Regions from separate parts of the Homo sapiens genome. Here region 2 is linked to region 1. The links are chromatin loops, found by intact Hi-C in ENCODE. Cell type or tissue: HepG2. All regions are shown on one strand.

The links. Peaks named below come from ENCODE experiments on the same cell type or tissue, not always from the same donor. Only the 100,000 strongest peaks of a DNase experiment are listed, where the experiment ranks them.
Region 2: a loop joins it to region 1, with 12 times the contacts of the local background. A loop is called at or near these places in 24 of 110 quality-filtered maps.

Annotation. Positions count from the first base shown.
Region 1 is chr7:12,495,802-12,498,301 of GRCh38, reverse strand. It overlaps LOC105375156 (a long non-coding RNA gene), which reads left to right and starts at 1,791. Exons shown (of 8, transcript XR_001745093.2): 1 at 1,791-2,006; 2 at 2,463-2,488. It also overlaps a transcript of C7orf78 not described here. RefSeq lists an enhancer at 752-1,380. In HepG2, a CTCF peak has its summit at 1,266 (motif pointing right); a DNase peak (open chromatin) is centred at 1,291; H3K4me3 peaks cover 318 bases.
Region 2 is chr7:12,388,206-12,390,705 of GRCh38, reverse strand. VWDE (von Willebrand factor D and EGF domains) reads left to right here. Exons shown (of 29, transcript NM_001135924.3): 3 at 1,348-1,579. Among named protein-coding and RNA genes, the nearest start is that of VWDE, 14 kb to the left of the region's middle. In HepG2, a CTCF peak has its summit at 1,406 (motif pointing left); a DNase peak (open chromatin) is centred at 1,415.

The DNA of each region.
Region 1 (2,500 bases):
TGTCCACCCGTAGCTCAGAGTAATTTGATCGTCCGAAGCCTTCTTCTCTCAGCTCGTCAAAGTCATTCTCCATCCAGCTTTGTTCCGTTGCTGGTGAGGAGCTGCGTTCCTTTGGAGGAGGAGAGGCGCTCTGCTTTTTAGAGTTTCCAGTTTTTCTGTTCTGTTTTTTCCCCATCTTTGTGGTTTTATCTGCTTTTGGTCTTTGATGATGGTGATGTACAGATGGGTTTTTGGTGTGGATGTCCTTTCTGTTTGTTAGTTTTCCTTCTAACAGACAGGACCCTCAGCTGCAGGTCTGTTGGAGTACCCTGCAGTGTGAGGTGTCAGTGTGCCCCTGCTGGAGGGTGCCTCCCAGTTAGGCTGCTCAGGGGTCAGGGGTCAGGGACCCACTTGAGGAGGCAGTCTGCCCGTTCTCAGATCTCCAGCTGCGTGCTGGGAGAACCACTGCTCTCTTCAAAGCTGTCAGACAGGGGCATTTAAGTCTGCAGAGGTTACTGCTGTCTTTTTGTTTGTCTGTGCCCTGCCCCCAGAGGTGGAGCCTACAGAGGCAGGCAGGCCTCCTTGAGCTGTGGTGGGCTCCACCCAGTTCGAGCTTCCCAGCTGCTTTGTTTACCTAATCAAGCCTGGGCAATGGTGGGCGCCCCTCCCCCAGCCTCGCTGCCGCCTTGCAGTTTGATCTCAGACTGCTGTGCTAGCAATCAGCGAGACTCCGTGGGGTAGGACCCTCCGAGCCGGGTGCAGGGTATAATCTCATGGTGCACCGTTTTTTAAGCCCGTGGGAAAAGCGCAGTATTCGAGTGGGAGTGACCCGATTTTCCCGATTCTCCAGGTGCCGTCCGTCACCCCTTTCTTTGATTAGGAAAGGGAACTCCCTGACCCCTTGCGCTTCCCGAGTGAGGCAATGCCTCGCCCTGCTTCTGCTCGCGCACGGTGTGCGCACTCACTGACCTGTGCCCACTGTCTGGCACTCTCTAGTGAGATGAACCCGGTACCTTAGATGGAAATGCAGAAATCACCCGTCTTCTGCGTCGCTCAGGCTGGGAGCTGTAGACCGGAGCTGTTCCTATTCGGCCATCTTGGCTCCTCCCCCCGCCATAAATAATTTTGATTTTTTTCTTTACAGTTTATTTGATTCGGGCTAGTTACTTACTCTTCTTTGGTCCAAAATCTCCTATGACTTGGGTATTAACTTCTCTTCTAATATTTTTCTAACGGAATATAAAATTTCCTAGACAAAGATCCACAATGGCTGGAGTCTTTCTTTTAACTGTTCATTTTATTTAAAGTGAAAGTTTGCCACCAGGTGGCAGTAAATTACTTATAATTTTGTCCTAGTTTATAAACTAAGAAGCCAAAATTTTTTCTGTATTATTTTCCCTGATGTTCAATTTTAAGGTGTTTTTATTTCTAATGAAAACGGCAGTAAAGTTGAATTGACTAAATCTCTTATAGTTTTGGAAATAGAATTAACCTATCTTTATGCTATCTGATTTATGCCTCATTGTTTTTTGCATAGAGATACATATGGTTCTTTATCAAAAGCATATATACAAATACCTACTTATGTTTAGTTCACTGTTATTAGTTGTTTAGGGTACAAAAATAGATTATGACTCCAGATTTCAAGTAAATTATAAGTAATTGGCTAGAAAAGATACAAACCTATAAGAATACATCACGAGATAAGGTGCTAAATGCCAAGTGATTTGTCCTGACGGTTACTCTCATGAGAAATTAGTGAGAGGAAGGTCTCTGAAGCTTGAGAATGTCTCCAAAGATTTCTTAGAGCATCTGAGATCATTACTAACCCTTGATGACAGTAGAGTACTTAATAAAAGGGGAGAAGAAGGGAAAGGAGTTTGGATGGACGAACAGCATAAGCAACATTCTGGAATTTTCTTTAATGCTCTCATGAATGCATTCTTGGAATTTTCTAATATGTAAACATTATTTTGTGGCCAACTGACTTCAATTATATGTAGAACCATCCAAAAGTCTCCTCTCAGGTAGGTAATTCTGAATGTATATTTCTGAATTTCCAAATTAGAAATTTAGAGTTAGAAATTTTGAGTTTCTCAGCCAGACGAGGTGGCTCACGCCTGTATTCCCAGCACTTTGGGAGGCCGAGGGCGGCGGATCACGAGGTCAGGAGATCGAGACCATCCTGGCTAACACGGTGAAACCCCGTCTCTACTAAAAATACAAAAAATTAGCCAGGTGTGGTGGCGGGCACCTGTAGTTGCACCTACTCTGGAGGCTGAGGCAAGAGAATGGCGTGAACCCGGGAGGCAGAGCTTGCAGTGAGCCGAGATCACGCCACTGCAGTCTGGCTTGGGCGAAAGAGTGAGACTCCGTCTCAAAAAAAAAAAAAATTTTTTTTGAGTTTCTCAGCTCCACAAATTTGGGAACGCAACAAGTTGTGGCAAATGAAAACCTCAACACTCTGATTTCTGTATTTCTAGGCATTAAGGAACATGAACGCTTTTAAGTAAGTTATTTG
Region 2 (2,500 bases), 110 kb after region 1:
GTACATTTTGCCCATTTGTAGTCTTAGAGTTTTTAAATGGATAATATTACATGGTTAAAATAAAATAACAAATATAGTATAATTATACATAAATATAACACAATATAGTACTATTTACATATAATTTTATTATTTAACTTTTATATTTTAAAAATTATAATTCAATCACATATATCAATATTTCCTTTATGTTTTTCCTTTGCTTTGAAGCATAGAAATAATAACAAGAATTATAACCTGGCTAACGATTTTTTAGCCATTACTATGTAGAAGTTGCATTATATACATTACTTTATCTATACCTCACTATGGCACTTTGAGGTGGGTACCACTTCCACCTAATATAAAAGAGAAGGATGTTGAGTGCCTTGTCCAAGATCATGCATTTAGTAAGGGCCCTGGTTCTTCCCAAGTCATACATAGTTTCTTCTTATTTTTCCTGGGTTATTTTTCTATTTAATTCTATTTTTTATCTGAAAAGGATTTTGATAAATGACTTCAAGTGAGGTTTAAACTTTCTTTCTTTCTTTTTTTTTTTTTTGAGATGGAGTCTCGCTCTGTCGCCCAGGCTGGAGTGCAGTGGTGCGATCTCAGCTCACTGCAGCCTCCACCTCCCTGGTTCAAGCAATTCCTCTGCCTCAGCCTCCTGAGTAGCTGGGATTACAGGCGCACGCCACCACACCCGGCTAATTCTTTTGTGTTTTTGGTAGAGACAGGGTTTCACCATGTTAGCCAGGATAGTCTCGATCTCCTGACCTCAGGCAATCCGCCCACCTCAGCCTCCCAAAGTGCTGGGATTGCAGGCATGCGCCACCGCACCCCACCAAACTGTATTATTTCTAACTTACTAAACAATTTTTCCATCACCAGATTTTGAACAATACCTTCCTTCTCCCCGATTTTATTGCCTCCTGAACTATGCATTAACTTCTTGTGCATACTATTTCAAGCAATTTTGCAAGAGTTTTCCAAGATCAGTTTATCTTTGTGTTATGTGTTAACATAACTTCAGATTGACTTGTCTTATTTTAGAATGTATCAGCTATTTTAGTAAGGTATCTGAGATCTAATTTCCCTTGTTTACAATACAAATGTAATGAATGGAATAAATGTATTAATATTTACATTGAATGTGTAATTGAATGAGTATATTAATTATGAGATGTGTACCCTTAAATTTAGTATTCCTTAAAACTACTTTTCCTTGTATAGAACAGGTACAAGCCATAATTTTTTTAATGATTAATGATATTTTAAGGCTTGATTAGAATAAAATGCAAAGTTGATATATCTACAATGGATGAAAATAAACTGAATTTTCAACTTTTGTTTTCTCTCCTGCAAAAGATGAACCATTGTGGAACTCAGGCCCCCATCTGGCTGTCTCTGAGAGATTCAGAAACACTGCCATCTCCTGGGGAGATCAAGCAATTGACAGCTTGTGCAACATGGCAGTTTTTGTTCAGCACTACAAAAGACTGCTGTCTCTTTCAAATCCCAGTGTCTGTAAGAAACTGTGGGAACTTTTCTGTATACTTACTACAACCAACTCAGGGATGTATGGGCTACTGTGCGGAAGGTAAGAAAACACCAGTAATTCACATGACTGTTATTCATGGAACTCTGCCATTCGTACCATTCTCTGGATAGGTTGTATTGAGTTAGTGCAAATCTCAGTAAGATACTCAGTCTACCATTATTGCTAGATTGAAGCTAAATTTCTGTTTACATTGGTCAAATTTCTTTAGGGTTCTTTGCCAAGATTGTAAAGTCCCCCCACACGTGAAAGCATCAAAACAGACATCTCACATTTTTCCACTGGACATAATGATTGAGTGTGTTAAAAATTCTTTGGTTTCCTCAAGTCCATTCCTGTTTTAATTAAAGGATGAAGAAGGGTGAGTAAAAGTTATCATAAAAATATACATTTTATATTATTTCATCTTTCATTCACCAATATTTATTGAATGTTTATCCTGTGCCAGAAATTATTTAAGGCCTCAGAGTTACGGTGATGAGCAAGATAAATGAGATCTCTGCCTTCATGAAACTTACATTCTAGTGGAATGCTTCAGACAATATCTAAAAATAAACTGAATATGATTCAAAGATTAAAGTAAATATCCCTAAGTTCTTACTTTATAAATGTATGAGTAGATAATTAAATAGAGGCAAGGAAACGAAGCGTCTTTAAAGAATTACAAATTATTGTTGCTACTACTTCACCTAAAAGATTTTGAATAACTTCCCTCATTTTGGTTGTTGGCTGCATTTGAGTTGTTTCCAAATAATTGGGTATGATAAGGAAAAAAAAAATCTACTAATTTTACAGTGGAGAAACCTGGCAGACATTATATTAATCAAGTGATTGCAGTTAACTTTACTAGTGATAACGCATGTTGACATCACATGTCTCCTGATAACATGTAATAATAAGAGCACTTCTCTTTTGTAGTACTCTTCCCCCAAAAGCATAATCCTAGTCTAATAATGAGAAAGT